Linked DNA regions of Homo sapiens: all the other regions are linked to region 6. A link is a contact called in ENCODE Hi-C or POLR2A ChIA-PET data. All regions are on one chromosome and are shown on one strand. Each heading gives the region's core, a stretch centred on a gene start or an enhancer-like site at or near the end of the contact. The rest is flanking DNA. Distances are from core to core; before and after follow the strand shown.

Region 1 (3,224 bases), core at 301-2,800, 330 kb after region 6:
TCCATCAGTTTGTGTTTTTGTTTTGTTTTTGTTTTCTTTTAAGACAGAGTCTTGCTCTGTCACCCAGGCTGGAGTGCAGTGGCGCAGTCCTAGCTCACTGCAGCCTGGAACTCCTGAGCCCGATTGATCCTCTGGTCTCAGCCTCCCAAATAGCTGGGACTACAGGTTCATGCCACCAAACCTGGCTAATTATTTTAATTGTTTAGAGAGATGAGGTCTCTCTATGTTGCCCAGGCTGATCTCAAACCCCTGGCCTCAAGCGATCCTCTCACCTTGGCCTCCTAAAATGCCGAGGTTACTGGCCAATATATACCCAGTTCTTAACATGATTTTAAACTTTGGTCTTGGGTCCAACTAAATCAGATGAGTGGCCAGGCCCGGTGGCTCCCACCTGTGCTCCCAACACTGTGGGAGGCCGAGGCAGGTGGATCACCTGAAGTCAGGAACCCGAGACCAGCCTGGCCAACATGTCGAAACCCCGTCTCTACTAAAAGTACAAAAATTAGGCAGGTGTGGTGGCGCATGCCTATAATCCCAGCTGCTCGGAAGGCTGAAGTGGAAGGATGGCTTGAACCCAGGAGGTGGAGGTTGCAGTGAGCCAAGATCACAACACTGTACTACAGCCTGGGAAACAGAGAGAGACTCCATCTTAAAAAAAAAAAAAAAAAAAAAATCAGATGACCTCCTGTTTATTTAGAATGTAGATTTCTGGACTCACTCCCACAAGACTGTCTCAGTAATGCTGAGACCGAGCCCTAGAATCTGCATTTTTTTGGAGTCTTGCTCTGTCGCCCAGGCTGGAGTGCAGTGGTGTGATCTTGGCTCACTGCAGCCTCCCACTTCTGGGTTCAAGCAATTCTCCTGCCTCCGCCTCCCAAGTAGCTGGGATTACACAGGCATATACTATCATGCCCAGCTAATTTTTGTATTTTTAGTAGAGACAGAGTTTCACCATCTTGGCCAGGCTGGTCTCAAACTCCTGACTTCAGGTGATCTGCCCACCTCAGCCTCCCAAAATGCTGGGGTTACAGGCGTGAGCCACAGCGCCCAGCCCAGAATCTGCATTTTAACCAGCCTCCCCCAGGTTGCTGCCCACTGGTACACGTTCCTGTAGCAAAAAGGAGAGATACTCAATAGACTATAAAACTCCACATTAAAATACGAAAATCCGGACTACAAGAGTAACACCAAAGAGAGACTGGACAGATTCTACAGGAAGGTTTACAAATAATTTCCTTCCCACAGTCAAATTATTCTCCTCTCTGGCTTTTCCAGAAAAATGCTGGCAATTAAAAAGGTGTAAATAGGACAAAATCTAGGAAAGAAAATGTCCCAAACAGGAGTAAGGCCAAAAGGTCCCCTCTCCCTCCCACTTTTGGGGATTGACAATCCCCTGTAGCTACTTTGTAAACTTAAAAGTCTCGGAGTGGGTGAGAAGGGATCACCGGCTCAACATGTTCTTTTCCCCAAGCGGCCATAGCATCTGTCAGCAGGTCTCCCCGCCAGGCAAATAAGCGGCTTGCGGGCCGGCCCTGCACACCTGCAGCTGCTGGTTGCTCTGGCAACCGAGACCCAAGCCCAGGCCTGCAGCGGCCTTGCGCAGATGTGCTTCCTCTGGTTGTCAACGCAGGAAAAAGAATTGAGTGTGAAACACTCAGGATCTGTGAGAAACTATGTGATCTGGAAAGAAAAATCTCTGCAAACCTTTTTGATGCAAAAGACACTGTGAAATGGGCGTTAGTGAGAATTTCACGTTCCCACAGTGTGATGGGTGTTTTGCAGAGTCATGTGGCAATGTTGGGGTCAACAGCTGATCCAGTTCATTCCTTTCTCAGTTAAAGAGTCCAGGGAGGGCGGCTGACTTTGAAAGGGAAACAGGACTGAACCCTAGGTCTCTTGAGCCTTGTTTCTGGCAGATCCTCCACTAGCAATGAATTTTTTTTTTCTTTTTTTCTTTTTTTCTTTTTTTTTGAGAGGGAGTTTTGCTCTTGTTGCCCAGGCTGGAGTGCAATGGTGCGATCTTGGCTACTGCAACCTCCGCCTCCCCGATTCAAGCGATTCTCCTGCCTCAGCCTCCCGAGTAGCTGGGATTACAGGCATGTGCCACCACACCCGGCTAATTTTTGTATTTTTATTAGAAACGGGGTTTCGCCACATTGGTCAGGCTGGTCTCGAATTCCTGACCTCAGGTGATCCGCCTGCCTCAGCTTCCCAAAGTGCTGAGATTACAAGCGTGAGCCACCACGCCCGGTCCTGGCAATGAATTTTGAACCTCCTTTAAGTTTAACCACCTCCCTCCAGGAGTATCTAATAGCGTGTTCTCACAGAGCTAGTCCAAACCCTGGAAGTTCTGATGGCTCCCCATCCAACTGTGAAGAGAGGTCAACAGGCCACATATTGGCTCTAGACAGAGACATGGGATAAGGACTCATCTCAGTGACATGAGAAAAAAAGGGAATGAAGATTGTCTATGAAAGGAAAAAAATGAAAACTAAGAAATATTGAGAAGGAGGGCCTGGTGCAGTGGCTCATGCCTGTAATCCCGGCATTTTAGGAGGCTGAGGTGGGTGGATCACTTGAGGTCAGGAGTTCCAGACTAGCCTGACCAACAGGGTGAAACCCCGTCTCTACTAAAAAAAAAAAACCCACAAAATTAGCTGGGCATGGTGGCGCATGCCTGAAATCCCAGCTAGTTGGGAGGCTGAGGCAGGAGAATCACTTGAACCCAGGTGGCGGAGGTTGCAGTGAGCTGAAATCATAACAAGAGGGAAACTGCAACTCAAAAAAAGGAAGGGAAGGGGAGGGGAGAGGAGGGGAGGGGAAGGGAGGGGAGAGGAGGGGAGGGGAGGGGAGGGGGAGGCGGAGGTAGGGAAGGGGAGAGGGAGGGAGGGAGGGAGGGAAGGGAGGAAAGGGAGGAAAGGAAAGAAAATAAAGAAAGGAAAGATTGAGAAGGAAAGAATAAAGCAGAAGTAGAAAACAGCCCTGAGCCTTGGAGTCATAGGAAATTTTTTATCAGAGGTGTTGATTCTTCCTGTTTAATCCTGGTGGGTTAGCATTTTGTGAACAAGTCTTTCCCTTTTGCCTTGGCTACCAGGAAGCTCAGCGCTAAACTCTGGGTTAATTACAGCAGTTTTCCTTAGCCTCAGTTTTCTTCTCCCTGCATTACTGCAAATCCTTTCTGGAAGTAGGTAGGAAGACAGCATTTGTGATTTTCTTGCTACCTA
Region 2 (2,918 bases), core at 128-2,627, 260 kb after region 6:
ATAAAACAACCGGGCACGGTGGCTCACACCTGTAATCCCAGCACTTTAGGAGGCCAAAGCGGGCGGATCACCTGAGGTCAAGAGTTCGAGACCAACCTAGCCAACACGGTGAAACCCCCATCTCTACTAAAAATACAAAAATCAGTTGGGCATGGTGGCAGGCAACTGTAGTCCTAGCTACTCGAGACGCTGAGGCAGGAGAATCACTTGAACCTGAGAGGAGGAGGTTGCGATGAGCCGAGATCACGCCACTGCACTCCAACCTGGGTGACAGAGTGAGACTTTGTCTCAAAAAAAAATAAAAAATAAATAAAAGCAAAACACAACACAACAAAGTTGAGTTTATCTCAGGAATTCAAGACTGATTTTATATTTTAAAATCCACTGATATTAAATGTTAAAGGAGAAAAATCTTATTATCCTCTCCATAGATGCAGAAAAAGCATTTTATAAAATTCCACACCCATTTATGATTTTTAAAAAGTTTCCTAACTATTAACAAATCAGAAGTAAAAGGAAATTTCCTTAATCTCTCTCTCTTTTTTTTTTTTTTTTTTTTTTTTTTTGAGATGGAGTCTGGCTCTGTCGCCCAGGCTGAAATACAGTGGCACAATCTCAACTCACTGCAACCTCCACCTTCCTGGTTCAAGGGATTCTTGTACCTCAGCCTCCCGAGTAGCTGGGATTACAGACTTGTACCACCATGTCCGGCTAATTTTTGTATTTTTAGTAGAGATGGGGTTTTGCTGTGTTGGCCAGGCTGGTCTCAAACTCCTGGTCTCAAATGATCCGACTGTCTCGGCCTCCCGAAGTGCTGGGATTACAGGCATGAGCCACTGTGCCCAGCCGAAAAATTCCTTAATCTGATTAAAAAGACATCTATTTAAAACTTCTCAATTGTTTGGTTTCCCGTCTGGCATTTAAGGAGCTTGGAAGTCATCACCCCATCCTAACAACAAGTGAAAAGCTGAACAGACTGAAAAATCAACAACTCTTCTGAAGTCCATCAGAGAAGTGAGGTCACATGGCAAATCACTGTCCCCAGAGTTGAAGAGACAGATATGCAAATACAGAGAATCACAACCTACCAAACCAGAAACCCATGAGCAGAAACTTCCACAGAAACCAGTACCACAGCAGAGAAATCTAAGCTACAATCGACCGATTTCTGGGAGCTCTGTGTGGACTAGCCTAAGAGTTCAAAACTCCAAGGGGACCCAGTCATAGAGGAGGACCCACACTTTTATGACTTTGACCTCCTTGAGATTGACCAGGTTCTCACACTGAGACAGAAAAAAACCTACTCATGGCAGTGGGGAGGAAAAGGAACCATTTTAAAATATGCTGGAGCATTCTGTTCTTCTTAACAAGGCCTGCCCTCAAGGGCTCCCGGGCGTGGTGGCAGGCGCCTGTAATCCCAGCTACTCGGTAGATTACTATATTACAATTCCTTCCAGCCAGTACATCGTGTCCAGCTATCAAGAAAAAGTACAAGTCATAGTAAAAGGCAAAGAAAACACACACACACACACACACACACACACACACACACACACACACACAATTTGGAAAGGCAAAGCAAGCATCAGAACCAGATTCAGATGACAGGGACGGTGGAAATATCAGACCAGAAATTTTAAATAATTAAGATTTTTTTTTTTTTTGAGACGAGTCTGGCTCTGTCACCCAGGCTGGAGGGCAGTGGCTCAATCTGGGCTCACTGTAGGCTCCACTTCCCAAGCTCAAGTGATCCTCCCACCTCAGCCTCCCAAGTAATTGGGATGACAGGCACATACCACCACGCCCAGCTAATTTTTGTATTGTTTTGGGATTACAGGTGTGAGCCACTGCCACCAGCCCCTTTTATTTTTAACCTATATGTATCATTATATTTAAAATGGATTTCTTGTAGACAACATATAGTTGGGTCTTGTTTTTTGATCCACTCTGACAATCTCTGTCTTTTACTTGAGGTATTTAGACCATTGATGCTTAAAGTTATTATGGATATAGTTGGGTCAATATCTATGATATTTGTTGCCATTTTCTTTCCATTGCCCTTGTTCTTTATTCCTATTTTTGTTTCCTACTCATTTTCTGCCTTTTGTAGTTTTCTCTTTTTTCAAGATAGGGCCTTGCTGTGTTGCCCAGGCTGGAGTGCAGTGGCACAATCACGGCTCACTGCAGCCTCGACTTCACTGGCTCAAGCAATCCTTCTACCTCAGCCTCCCAAGTGGCTGGGACTCCAGGCATGCACCACCACACCTGGCTAATTTTTTTTTTTTTTTTTGCAGAGATAGGGTTAATTGAGCATTTTTTCCTCCTTTCTTAACATATCAGTTATAATCATTTTTTAAAGTTTTTTTTAGAGGTTGCCCTAGAATTTGCAGTGTACATTTAGAGCTAATCCAAGTCTTCTTTCAAATAACACCATGCCACTTCATGGGTAATGCTAGTGCTTTATAATAATAAAATAGGCCGGGCACGGTGGCCCAAGCCTGTAATCCCATCACTTTGGAAGGCCAAGGCTGGCAGATCTCCTGAGGTCAGGAGTTCAAGACCAGCCTGACCAACATGGTGAAACCCTGTCTCTACTAAAAATACAAAAATTAGCTGGGCATGGTGGCAGGTGCCTGTAATCCCAGCTACTCAGGAGGCTGAGGCAGTAGAATCACTTGAACCTGGGAGGTGGAGGTTGCAGTGAGCAGAGGTCTCACCACTGCACTCCAGCCTGAGTAACAGAACAAGACTCAGTCTCAAAAAAATAAAATATAATAACAAAATAATACCAATCTCTCATTCCTATCTCTTGTATTACTGTCTTCATTCATTTCATTTATTCATATGTGTTATGGACCAAATGTTTGTGTTCCCCCCAAATTCATATGTTGAAGCCCTAATCTCCAATGTGATAATAT
Region 3 (3,254 bases), core at 304-2,803, 430 kb after region 6:
GATAAACAGAGAATAACAAGTGTTGACAAGGCTGCAGAGAACCTGGAACCCTAACACATTGCTGGTGAGAATGTAAAACGGTGTCGTCTCTGTGGAAAAGTTTGACAGTTCCTTAGAATGTGAAACACAGAGTTATATATAAATGAGGTGAGAAGCAGCTCCAGTGAGAGGGTCAAGCCATATCTGTCCCAATCCCCTATTATAGGTATCACTTTAAAAAACCAGTGGCTTTTATTTGGATTTTACCTTCTGCTCTACTTCCATTTTGTTGTCAGGAGGTCCAATTTAGTTCAACATTCATTTAGTACTTATCATATGCCAAATGAATACTTTTCTAGATGTGGTAAGGGATATTAGGAGAATAGATATGAAACAGAAATTTTTTTCATATTTTAAAATTAAGTTCACTTTTGTAATAATACATAACGTAGTCCTAATGTAGAAAGCTTGAACGATGAAGAAAAAAAGAAAAGGAGGGGGAGGAGAGTTGAAGGGAAAGAATTTACCCAGAGTCCTAGGTGAAAGTTATATTCCAGATCAAATTCCTTTGGCTCGGAAAAATAATTTAGAAAAATTCAATATCAGAATTGTGACTCAAGTTAGGATTGGAAAAATAGGAACAGAAACCAAAAAAATGTTAAATGGATATCAGAAAGAAATAGGGGAAAAATTAGAAGGGAGAAAACACATAAAGATGAGGAAGACAGAAAAGATAATTGAGGAGTGGTTTCTTAATTTTGAGAAAGGAAGAAAAGGAAAATAAACAAGAAAAATGGTTGTAGCTGGAGCAGCTGGAGCCCAAGCAAAGCATATCACGGAAGGAGTGATCAACTGACTGTAAAGCCACTGATAAGGTACGTAAGAGGGCAAGAAAAGCAGGAGGAATTTATCTACAAAGGGTCACTAGTGTTCCTGGTAAGCACAGTTGTGGAGACACAGTGAACAAAAGGCTGATGAGAGTGGATTTACACAGAAAAAGGAGAGAAACTGAGTAACAAGTGTAGGTAACTTTCAAACAGTTCTGCTGAATGAAAATGGAGCGAAGAAATGTCACAGTAGAAGTCAGGCTCCAGAAAAGATTTTCCTTGAGATGTGACAAATAACCACAGATCTGTAAGTAGTGGGAATGACTCAGAACAGAGCAAGAAAATGGGCCATGTCTTTGATCAGTCAAGAAGGGATGCTTATGAAGACTGGCTTCAGACAGTAGCATGACTGTATATCTATGGCTAAAGATGAAAACACAGAGAATGTGGCAGCAAACGCAGTTAGGTAGGCAGATCTTATGAAGTGTGTAGAAATGTTTTTCTTGTTTCTATCTCTCAGTAGGTACAAAGCAAGGTCACCAGCTGAAAATGAGGATAGGGAAGAGATGTTGGGGATGTGAAGACATAAGCAGCAGTATGAAATAGTCTTCTAAGAAAGTAGGAAAGTGAATGGAAGAAGGACATAGAGAATTAAGGACCCACTTGAGGTTCACAGTAATGAATTTAAAATAAGAACAGTCATTGTGGTTGCTTGCTTTACTCCAACCACGATCGGCTGCACAGGTGCAGGCAAGGAGCTGGAGGGTTAGATTTAATCAAGGTTCTTGTGGTTTTGTCAGATGAGTACTATAAAGCAAAAGGAGAGAAAAAGAACAGCTTGAGTCAAAAGAAGTGATTATAATAATAATGCCAGGGAATGTAAGCAATATCAAGGGAAGACTGAGTGCATTAACTGGGGTGAAGAGGTAAGGGGTGGTAGGATCAATACCTTAATAAAGAATTTATTATTATTATGAATTCCTTAATAAGGACCACTTCTTGGTATCTTTGGTGACAAGCACAGTATTTGGCACATAGTGGGTATTCAACTTATGTTTGGAAAATAAAGGAATAAAGTGTGATAAAAAGCAACTGAATGATGGCAAAAAATAGGATTGAGCCTACTCATTTGTGAAAGCCTTTTACCAGGTTTTTTCATCCCCTAACTCATTCCCTCCTAAGAGGATTTAATTTGTTTGGCGAAAATATTTTTTAAATGTAACACATTTTTAATTTCAAATAATATATTTAGCATAATTTAGCTTATTTTCAGTTCTCTGTAACTGTTAACATGCACTAGAACTGTTGTGGCTTATTTAAGAGTTTTACAACTGAAGTTTTACAGTGTCTCTTTTACTTTTGGGTTCCCATTAATGCAGCTGGTGATCTTCAACATACAAAAAATTATTCTCTAACTAAATTTGCAACTCTTTGATTACAGAAAGCCAAGTTGGAAATGAGCGAGAAAATTCAATCAGTATTGATACACTATTACAAAATATTGATGTATTTTAAATTCCATGCCAATTAGTCTAGATAGTTTCACTCAGTTGTTACTAAACAAAGAAATCCAACACACTCAACTAGTTTACGGCATGTTAATTTCAATGTGTACCCTTACTTTCAAAAATCAATCCCATATTTACGACACGACTTAGAAACTTGAGAGTGAAAGGGATCAATTAGATAATTATGCTAAGATTCTCTATAAAATATTAACATCACTAAGAAAAGTTAAATAGAGAGCCTACTATTAAAAACTACTTAAGCAGAACTAAATTTTTTTTAAATGTAGGGAGACATTTTAAAAGACTAAAAGAGAACACACTATAATATTAGTAATTTTATTATTATTTTTTTTCTATTTTTTTGAGATGGAGTTTCGCTCTTGTTGCCCAGGCTGGAGTGCAATGGCGCAATCTCGGCTCACCGCAACCTCCGTCTCCCAGGTTCGAGCGATTCTCCTGCCTCACCCTACCTAGTAGCTGGGATTATAGGCATGTGCCTCCATGCCTGGCTAATTTTGTGTTTTTTTTTAGTAGAGATGGGGTTTCTTCATGTTGGTCAGGCTGGTCTCGAACTGGTCTCGAACTCCCAACCTCAGGTGATCCGCCCACCTCGGCCTCCCAAAGTGCTGGGATTACAGGCGTGAGCCACCGTGCCCGGCCGGCCAGCAATAATTTTATCTTTCTACTTTTATGTATTTTTCTAAATTGTTATTTTTAGAAGAGTTTAAAAAATAATTTATGAGCATACTCCAAACATGCCTAGTGCTTGGTGACATAGTAAGTAATATAGTGCTAGACAATAGTTTTAGATACTGTCACTGCATCAGAAAAATTCTGTAAGAGTATTATAATATTTGTGGTTAAAGAGTTCAAGCCCTTTCCAGTAAATGTGGTGTGAACATGTTAAAATATGACTTTTTTTCATCACAACAGTAGAAAA
Region 4 (3,000 bases), core at 54-2,553, 290 kb before region 6:
GATTTGGGTCTGTAAAATCTTGCACGGGCTCCATTATCTTCCTAAACTATTCCAGGGGTGCTGTATTCCACCGGCTCTGGGTTAGAACGTTCCCAACCGCAGTGATTTGTGACTTCAAAGAACACCCTCGAGAAGGGGTTCCAAAGGTTTTCAGGCTTTAGGGGAGCAACGCGGAATAACCAAATTCTGCATGGATCGGAGTGACGACCCCGATAAGCTAGTTTTTAGAAGCAGGAAGACTCCCCTCTGGGGCAGCCAAGTAGGTAGCACTAGGCTGGGGGGCAAAGAGGCAGGTACCGTTTCCTTCCTGGGGCCCGCAGGTGCAGTCGGCCCCCAGCTCCGCCGACACCTCCACCGCCCTCTGCAGCAGGTAGCGCGCTCGCTTGCGCGTCAGGGCGTCCGCCTGGCCCAGCCCCGCCTGCACCGTCCTCCAGAAGCGCCAGCAGCGCCGGGCGTCCGGGCCCGCCTCGCGCGCGCCGCGGGCGCGGTCGCCGCCGGGCTCGGGCAACAGCTTCTCGGCCAGGGCGCTCAGGACCAGCAGCTTCTCCTCTACGCGGCCGGACCCCAGGGACGCCCCAGGCGCGGCCAGCCCGCCCCACACGGCCCGCAGCGCCGCCCCGCCACATTGGACCAGCACTGGCAGCAGTCGCCCGGCCACCAGCGCCGCCGCGTCCTCGGCAGGCCCGGCCTCATCCCCGTCCCCGCCCCCGCCCAGCGCCAGGGCGACGGCGGTCCCCGCCACGCGCTCCAGTAGCGGCCCGTCCTCGCGGGGCCGCAAACATGGCCCGACGGCTGCTAGCACTTCCACGGCAGCCTCGGCGCCAGGCGCGCGCCACCCGGCGAGCAGATCGCGCAGCGCCTCCTCAGCCAGCGCGGCCGCCAGCTGCGGACGCCCGGCCAGGCGGACGCACGAGCGCAGGGCCGCGCCCGCCGCCCTCAGCACGCGCCGGCGGTGGCGAGGCTGCAGACTGGGGTCCGGGCCGCCCGCGGGGCGTCCGCGCAGGCTCCGCAGCAGTGGCACGAGGTACCCTGCAGCCACCTCGCGCGCCGCCTCCGGGAGCGCGCCTGCGCCCCCGCTGCCGCGCGCCTCCTCGTCCTCGAGCCGCTGCAGAAGGAAGCGCAGCGTCTCCACGCGCTCCGCGGATGCCTCCCCTTGGCACAGCGCCCCAAGCAGGGCCCGGGGGTCCCGGCTCTGCGAGAGCAGCGCTTCCGCGAGCACCCACTCCATTTGCCGAGCGCCCGCGCCACCGGCCCGGGCTCCCAAAGGAAGGCGCCGGCGTGTGCGATGCGTGCGCACAGGACCGGCCGGCCCCTACGTGCGCGTGCGCCGACGGAGCCGGGCGCGCGGCCGCAGAGAGGGGGATCCCAGCCCGGCTTGGTGCAGCTCAGCTTCCCTTGGGTTCCTGCCACCAACCCTGCCTAGATAGAACCCACCTGGTCTCTTATTTTTAGGAGAAACGAGGCCTTCGTTAAAAGTTAATGTAGTATCTACACCAGCTTCATCGATTCCTGATTGGAGGTTGGTCTGCCCAGGACCCTAAATCAGGCGTGCCTGTGAGCATAAACCAGTTCACAGAAGGTGCACAGCAGAATCACTTTAGATTATTTTCCAAACGTTGCATGATGGGCACCATCCACAAAGAGACTGACACAGTAGGTCTGAAATTGGTTCTGGACATCTGCATTAAAAATAAGTCATGAAAACACAAGAATGATTTAGACGTAAGGCCAGGAGTGAGAAGTGTTACCGGTGGAGGGTGTCCAGGTCCAAGAATTGGACAAAGCGCACAAACAAAGCAAAGACAGAATGAAGCCACAAAAGCAGAGATTTATTGCAAAAGTACACTCCACAGGGTGGGGGCAGACCCAAGCAAGCCGCTCAAGGGGGGCTGGTTACAGAATTTTCTGGGGTTTAAATACCTATAGAGGTTTCAATTGGTTACTTGGTGTACACACTATGTAACTGAAGAGGATAAAATGAAGTTACAAAGTTATTTACTTGGTGTACTCCCTATGTAAATGAAGAGGATATTTCCTGTCATAGCTGAAGTGTTTCTATCTGATTTGGTTCTAGGGAGTTTTTGGATTCCCTGCCTCCAGGCCCTATTCTCCTGCCTTAGAGGTACCTATAGCAATGTGCTAGGATTCAGCTAAAACCAAGATGCCCACGCCAGCCCTCACAGCCAAGTGCCCAAGATGACTCCAGGATGCAGAGCCTCCTGCACAATGCATGTGCTCCCATGTGCAAACTCAAAAATAGTCCCTGTGTCTGTCTTTTCTGTATTTCTGACAGCATCCATTGCTAAATAGAGAAACAGAAAACCTCACCTCGGCATGCATGGTGTGGATTTGGTTCCTGGCTCAATTTGAGACAAACTAGATCAGTGACATAGGGTTTTCTTCGCTACTAAACACAAAGATCTGCCTCTTAGTCAATAGAGAAAACAGGGTCCCAACTTCAAAGAGCTTGACATATAATAACATAATGGATAAGACAAAAATTAGTTATTTAAATTTACAGTTATTTTTATATAAAGTTATCTGACTTTAAGGTTATCTGACATTACACAGGCAAGACTTTTTTCATATTTCAGTCATTCCGTTTTTCATTGACAAAATGCATAAATGTTTCTATTTTAAGCCCTTTTAACATGTCAGTAAATATCAATTACCTTCAACATAAAATGTGCAGAAAACTATTGTTTCTGTCAACATATATCTAACAAATATAAATGGGTAAATGTCTTGAGCACTTAACAAACGAAGATACACAAATGATAAGCACTTGGAAAAGTGTTCAACATCATTAGTCATCAGAGAAATGCAAATTAAACCCACAATGAGGTACCACTTCATACTGATGAGAATGGCTAACATGTAAAAGCTCGAAAACACTAAACGGCAAAGACCAAGGGTGTGGAGCAACTGGAATTCTCATACATTACTGGTGGGCATGAAAACGGTACAGTCACTTTAGAAACTGTTTCTCGTAAAGTTATA
Region 5 (3,114 bases), core at 172-2,671, 370 kb before region 6:
GGTATATACACAAGGACTATAAATCATGCTGCTATAAAGACACATGCACACGTATGTTTATTGCGGCACTATTCACAATAGCAAAGACTTGGAACCAACCCAAATGTCCAACAATGATAGACTGGATTAAGAAAATGTGGCACATATACACCATGGAATACTATGAGGCCATAAAAAATGATGAGTTCATGTCCTTTGTAGGGACATGGATGAAATTGGAAATCATCATTCTCAGTAAACTATCGCAAGAACGAAAAACCAAACACCGCATATTCTCACTCATAGGTGGAAACTGAACAATGAGAACACACGGACACAGGAAGGGGAACATTACACTCTGGGGACTGTTGTGGGGTGGGGGGAGGGGGGGAGGGATAGCTTTAGGAGATATACCTAATGCTAGATGACGAGTTGGTGGGTGCAGCACACGACCATGGCACATTTATACATATGTAACTAACCTGCACATTGTGCACATGTAACCTAAAACTTAAAGTATAATAATAATAAAATAAAAACAAAAAAAAAACAAATACATGAAGAGATACAGTTCCTATGAACAATTAAGCCCCATTATTTTATTTACACATACACCTTTAATTCATTTCATGACTGGAGAATAAATCATAAAACATATGAGAGTGAGGTGGTCAAAGGTAAGGATGAGGGAGGGCAGGAGGGAGGCAAAGGACTTACTCCTGTTGGAAGACTGAATAGAAAAAGGTTGACTTAACACTAGAGTGACTAGAGGAGTCCTGCAGAAAGATGCCGGACAAAGCATTCTGGGCGCTAAAGAACACAGAGCAGAGCATATTAAAATCTTTGAAAAATCCTAAATGATATTTGCAGTGAAGCAGCAGAAAATACACATTAGTGTTCTAGGATGCATATCTTGCAATATATAGATCTATACTTTTTTACAGATCAGTTTATCAATAATCTTAGTAATCCACCAAAAAAATTGCTTATGCACAGCAGCTTAAGTTACCAATAACTTATAAGTTCTTCAGAGGAAAAGCCCTAGGTCAGTGATTTAAATTCAAGGGCAGCACATTATAATTACAGTTGAAAAAGGGAGAAGGTATCATAATTTATGCAATGTCTAATGATTTACATATTGAATTAATTTACATGTTAATCATAATAAGCATGTTTATGGTTCTTAAAATTATATAAGCACATTTTGTTACAGTCAGTGAGGTGATGTATCATCTCCTATACAATTCTCATTACCCAGAACCTAAAAATTGCCATTAACAAAAAAGTATATCTTTTTGTTCTTTCATTAACAATGGGCTTCAGTACAATGAAATCTCACCTGCACAAATGTTCTCACTCATTTCCTTTTAATGTCAGAACAGATTTCTGTTTAGAGTTAAATATTCCCTTCCATTGTTTACAAGCCAGACACTGCCTGAGAAATAGAAAGTGAAAATGACTAGCCAATTTTCACTGCTTAAGAGTGAAATGAAAGCAAGTCATCTGCATAAAGTGACAAAGTTAAACTTAGAACTTTAAAATGTTAAGGTGATGTTTGTAAGCAAGAAAAAAACTTTACCCTAATCACAACCCTTCAACAAAAGCAGAAAGGAAGCATCAGGATTAAAGATACAATAGAGAATTTACAAATGATATTCTCTACTCACCTCTAGACAATAATCCTTGAGTGGGTGAAATGTTGCAAAAAAGAAATGCTCCTGAATGCGTTGCCAATTCTTCTTGGCATTCCTAAGGATTAAAAATATGGTATGAGCCACAGACAAATGAAACAACTCTGGTGAGGGGAGAATCAATTCAGTATCTTAAAGGGTGGCTGCAGAGTTGAGAAGGAACAGAAAATTTTATGAACTTTATCCTAAGATTTATACACACCTCTCCAAGATCAATACATACTTTAAAAACTGACACTTAATAAATTTCACATTTTGAAATGGAACCTTAAACCTATGTCTGGCAGAAAACTCTTTTTTCCAGGAGAGAAAACCATTACATAAAAGTCACCTTTTCTACTCCAAAGACTCATACCATGCAGCCAAGTTGTACCTACTTTCACAAACCAAACAAATTTACTATGAGCAGCGTTTAAATTTTTAAAACATCTGTTGTCAAGTTTATGTTTTAAAAGGCAAAAAAGGTAGGGATAAAAGTTATACAATATGGCAGGCAGGTTTCAGATAAAATTCATGATCATCAACCCATAAACTAAGCAGCAATTTCAAGACATTTTTCTGGCAAGATCACGCTCCTGCCCTGACCAGTGTGTCTTCTTCACTCCCTGGAGTTCCTATGCCCTCCCCAACCCTCTCACTATCAGCAGACAGCCATGCCTCACACATCACAGGAGACAGGAGTGAGAGATCTTTCTTCTTCCTGCCACCTCCTTACCCACCTGTCCTCTTTTCTCCTTCACTGTCAAGAGTCTCTCTTCAAAGGGCAATACCCTGCCCCGCAACAGATCCCATTCCCCTGGGTTTTGCCCTATCTCCCCCAACTTCCGCATCTCCCCTCTTCTCTATTCTAGCCTTTCCTTCAGCCTTTTCAAAAGGGCTTTTGTATCTAGTCTTAAAAAACAAAACAAAACCTTATTAAAGTGTCCATCAGTAATGGACTCAAGCGATATCCTAAGGCAAATGGAATATTAGGTAGCTGTTAAAAGAAAAGCAAGTTTACTGGAGTTTCACCTTTGGTGGGAGAAGGAAGGAGACTGTCTCGTTTTCATTCGATGCCTTTCTGCACTGTTCAACTTCCTGACTATGAGTATCACTTAAAAACAACTAATGTTACCAAAAATGAAACAGAAGCCCTCTTTTGACAGCACCCCCACCACTAGCTGTTGAACTTTCTAATATACTATTTTTTGAGAGAATTTTCTAAATAAGTTGACTCTGTCTCACCTTCATCACCCATTTTTTGAAAAGTTAAAGACATGAAATATTTTAAATATTCCGAATATTCAGGTAAAGAAAATTATAGACACCAGTAAACCTACCACTCTGATGTAATATATGTTAATGTATCATCCTATCCACATTTGGACTTTGTTTGTTTGTTTTTTTTTTGAGACAGGGTCTCACTCGGTTGCCAGGCTGGAGTGCAGTGGTGCAATCTCCGCTC
Region 6 (2,961 bases), core at 216-2,715:
CGGCTGCCTTCCCGGACCCAGGCTGTAGGCCGGGAATTCCCAGCTCTTTGATACCGTATTCCAACTGGTATGATCTGTTCGATGCCTGCTCTAGCTCTATCCCAAATATGTGTTATATGGCTTCCATCAATATTTTTTATGTAGTGCAAGCTTAATTTAATCTGAGAGTGGTTTAAGAATACACATACTTCTCAGCCATCAAAAGAACACGATTAAGAATCTCTGTGCTAGAAACTAGAAAGTTCTAGGAGATTACTGAAGGAGAGGCAGGAATGGGAACTGAGATGAAGAGGGCAAAGACTTAACCACCGACGGTCCATTTTTGGAGGAAGTGGCTGAGTGGAGTCTGGAAAAAAAAAAAAACAACAACCAGATAACCTGAAAACCAGCTGGGCTGGAAGCAAAGAGAGGGCCCAGGCATTAGCCCGGCCCTGGGGGCAGCCCAGACACACCCCAGCATTTCTCAGGGGGAAGAAGGCACAGCCTGCTGTTATTTACAAAGCTGTTGTTGAGAATTTTGAGGATCTCTTCCAGGTTCTCGCTTATGTAAATTCTAATTCACAGTGCCCTGGCCCCACATGTCTCGTAAACCAGGCCTGATATTGTAAACCTTCGCCATTCACAGAGGGTTTTAGCTTTGCCTTTGTTCCCCTCTCCAATTTCCCACTTCACAAACCTGGATCTAAAGCTTTGCACGTAGTTGATAGGGAAGTGTCGTTTGAGCAGTTCTAAGAGGCTGTCTTCCTTCTTCCTCCGACCCCCACAGCTCTGGTTTCCTCTTGGATATCAATTATTGGCTTTTACATAAGAAGGCTAATGCATTTTCAAAGCAGGCAGATCACTCTCCCATGTTTTGACAGTTTGGCTTTAGTTGAAATATAATTAAACTTTTTGAAAACAAGAACCTTGAAACTCAGTCTTCACACTGTTTGCAGGTTTTTTCCCCCTCACGCATTCAGTTTTTACTTGCTGCGGCACAATTGATTTGGTCTTCACTTTCTGCGCTCAAAACAAACACTGGGTTTAGGCATTCTGCTCTCCCAGCACCGCATGGCTGAGGGTGGAAAAAAATAACATCTGAAACAGGCCGGGCTTTTGATGATACCTCCTTATGACAGACACATCGAAAACCACCGACGGTGAGTCACCCACATTCTGTGCATACCCTCTCCGAGGAGCAGGAAGTGTGGCTATTTTAAACCCTGAGGCAATGAGAAGTTTTCAGATGCGTCCTAAGGCGCTCCGGCCAGCGCCCTGCATGCACACGAGGGCCTTCCTCAGTGTGGCCCCAGCACATCTGTAGACCTGAGGCGACACACCCAGCCTTCTGCCAGCATCTCTTTGTTTATTCTGCTTGTCCTGGTTTTGCGTTGACACGAGCAAGCCGAGTCTAAAAAACACAGAGCTACAGAATTTATAAAATCAACAAAAACTTAAAAAAAAAAAACAAAAAAAAAAACACACCACCACCACCAACAACAATCGGAGCCTGGCAGTTGGTGAGGGTGGGTGGGGGCGAACAGATGGTGCCACAAGATGTCCTCGGGCGGCTCACTGGGGACCGAGCCTTGTGGCTCTGTGGCCAAAAATAAATAAATAAGTCAGGGCCCAGCAGAAGTGCTTTCACTTCTAACCCAAGTCACTAGCTGTGGGTAATGAGTCCTCTTACTCCTTGTTCCCCATCTCCAAAGGCCAAACAAACAAGTAGAAAAAAAAAGAGAGAGAGTGAGAGAATGAATTGAACTGAAATGAAATGACTATAGATGAAAGATATATATATATATATAAAGAGTGGCGGGGGCGGGGGAAGCCGGGCGCTGTGGCTCACGCCTGTAATCCCAGCACTTTGGGAGGCCGAGGCGGGCGGATCACGAGGTCAGGAGATCAAGACCATCCTGGCAAACACGGTGAAACCCCGTCTCTACTAAAAATACAAAAAAATTAGCCGGGCGTGGTGGCGGGCGCCTGTAGTCCCAGCTACTCGGGAGGCTGAGGCAGGAGAATGGCGTGAGCCCGGGAGGCGGAGCTTGCAGTGAGCGGAGATCGCGCCACCGCACTTCAGCCTGGGCGACAGAGCAAGACTCTTGTCTCAAAAAAAAAAAAAAAAAGTGGCAGGGGGACTTGAGGGAAATAAGCCAGATGTTGCCACAAAAGCAGTTACAAATCCTGACCTTGTTTGCTAAAGGGAGCAGGCTCAGCCAGGATGCGAGACATCTCCAGGTGCTGGGAGCTTCTGAGGATGGTGAGCTCCCAGACCGAGGCAGCAAAAATGGCCTAGAACCCATCACTGTGTGGGGAGGATCCGGCTTCCTTGATGTCGGGGAAGCGTTTCCAGAACACTGGCCACTGATAGAACCAGCGGTCGATGTGGCAGGGCCTGGGATTCAGGCAAGACTCCATTTGGCTGTAATGTTTTTTATCTTTATCGGCAGTTTTCTTAGAGAATGAAATTGTTTGGGAAGTGGAAACCCAGCCTTCAGCATCTTTTAGCACAATGTGTTAAGACTCCCGAACTGGTTGGGAGCTGTATAAGCCACACAAGCATTCCAAATAATACATATTCTTTCTATTGTTGCAGATGCTAACTGCCTCCTAACTCTGATAAAACCTAAAGAATTTGTTGGTGGAAGAAAGTCCTAGAGTTTTAAAAAGCAGCTGCAGAAGAGACCAGGCCGCCTACACCCCTTGGCTTGTGGCCTCTTTACTCCACCTTGACAGCCAGCAAGGTGGCCTCTCTGGTACCTTTCTTTTGCATTCACTCTCCCTCTGTCTCCTCTTGTGACTAGCTGTGGGTAATGAGTCCTGTTACTTCTCATTCTCAATCTCCAAAGGCCAAACAAACAGGTAGAAAGAGAGAGAGAAGGAATTGAGCCGAAATGAAATGACTTTAGAATAAAGATTTGTATACTAAAAAAAAAAAAAGAGTTGGGGGAACTTGAGAGAAATGAGCCAGATGTTACC

Evidence for each region. A loop is a pair of places that touch in the nucleus more often than their neighbours do. ChIA-PET counts read pairs that join two places held with the same protein, here RNA polymerase II (POLR2A). Pooled maps may share reads with other maps.
Region 1: a loop to region 6 is called in a pooled map, with 4 times the contacts of the local background. The contact joins two enhancer-like sites. A Hi-C loop is called at or near these places in 1 of 37 single-sample maps with no recorded cell type and 3 of 50 pooled maps. POLR2A ChIA-PET finds 5 or more read pairs at or near these places in 3 of 52 experiments (OCI-LY7 and activated T-cell).
Region 2: a pooled map shows a loop between it and region 6 (5-fold over the local background). The contact joins two enhancer-like sites. A Hi-C loop is called at or near these places in 4 of 37 single-sample maps with no recorded cell type and 11 of 50 pooled maps. POLR2A ChIA-PET finds 5 or more read pairs at or near these places in 5 of 52 experiments (GM12878, T-cell, activated B cell and 2 more).
Region 3: a pooled map shows a loop between it and region 6 (6-fold over the local background). The contact joins two enhancer-like sites. A Hi-C loop is called at or near these places in 3 of 50 pooled maps. POLR2A ChIA-PET finds 5 or more read pairs at or near these places in 3 of 52 experiments (B cell, MCF 10A and activated naive CD4-positive, alpha-beta T cell).
Region 4: a pooled map shows a loop between it and region 6 (4-fold over the local background). The contact joins the promoter of TARBP1 here to the enhancer-like site in region 6. A Hi-C loop is called at or near these places in 1 of 168 maps with a recorded cell type or tissue (MCF 10A), 2 of 37 single-sample maps with no recorded cell type and 9 of 50 pooled maps. POLR2A ChIA-PET finds 5 or more read pairs at or near these places in 5 of 52 experiments (CD4-positive, alpha-beta T cell, CD8-positive, alpha-beta memory T cell, HEK293 and 2 more).
Region 5: a loop to region 6 is called in a map with no recorded cell type, with 11 times the contacts of the local background. The contact joins two enhancer-like sites. A Hi-C loop is called at or near these places in 1 of 37 single-sample maps with no recorded cell type and 6 of 50 pooled maps.

The regions. Positions count from the first base shown.
Region 1 is chr1:235,098,771-235,101,994 of GRCh38, forward strand. No RefSeq gene overlaps it. Among named protein-coding and RNA genes, the nearest start is that of SNORA14B, 28 kb to the right of the region's middle. Within about 2 kb of position 1,551, at least 3 of the 41 ENCODE cell types and tissues checked have a DNase peak (open chromatin) inside an H3K27ac peak, as active enhancers do; they include OCI-LY7, where a contact is called at or near this core.
Region 2 is chr1:235,033,939-235,036,856 of GRCh38, forward strand. No RefSeq gene overlaps it. Among named protein-coding and RNA genes, the nearest start is that of LINC01348, 34 kb to the right of the region's middle. Within about 2 kb of position 1,378, at least 5 of the 41 ENCODE cell types and tissues checked have a DNase peak (open chromatin) inside an H3K27ac peak, as active enhancers do; they include GM12878, where a contact is called at or near this core.
Region 3 is chr1:235,205,843-235,209,096 of GRCh38, forward strand. All of the region lies in intron 17 of ARID4B (AT-rich interaction domain 4B), which reads right to left. Among named protein-coding and RNA genes, the nearest start is that of MIR4753, 17 kb to the left of the region's middle. Within about 2 kb of position 1,554, at least 2 of the 41 ENCODE cell types and tissues checked have a DNase peak (open chromatin) inside an H3K27ac peak, as active enhancers do.
Region 4 is chr1:234,477,876-234,480,875 of GRCh38, forward strand. TARBP1 (tRNA guanosine 2 -O-methyltransferase TARBP1) reads right to left here and starts at 1,304. Exons shown (of 30, transcript NM_005646.4): 1 at 298-1,304. The coding sequence starts at 1,228. RefSeq lists silencers at 401-1,200, 1,231-1,420.
Region 5 is chr1:234,399,535-234,402,648 of GRCh38, forward strand. It overlaps TARBP1 (tRNA guanosine 2 -O-methyltransferase TARBP1), which reads right to left. Exons shown (of 30, transcript NM_005646.4): 25 at 1,647-1,728. Among named protein-coding and RNA genes, the nearest start is that of COA6-AS1, 27 kb to the left of the region's middle. Within about 2 kb of position 1,422, at least 5 of the 41 ENCODE cell types and tissues checked have a DNase peak (open chromatin) inside an H3K27ac peak, as active enhancers do.
Region 6 is chr1:234,771,391-234,774,351 of GRCh38, forward strand. It overlaps LOC107985364 (a long non-coding RNA gene), which reads left to right. Exons shown (of 3, transcript XR_001738532.2): 2 at 2,579-2,738. Among named protein-coding and RNA genes, the nearest start is that of LINC02961, 13 kb to the left of the region's middle. RefSeq lists enhancers at 16-1,215, 972-1,266, 1,002-1,221, 1,242-1,291, 1,312-1,481 and 1 more. Within about 2 kb of position 1,466, at least 31 of the 41 ENCODE cell types and tissues checked have a DNase peak (open chromatin) inside an H3K27ac peak, as active enhancers do; they include CD4-positive, alpha-beta T cell, GM12878, OCI-LY7 and 1 more, where a contact is called at or near this core.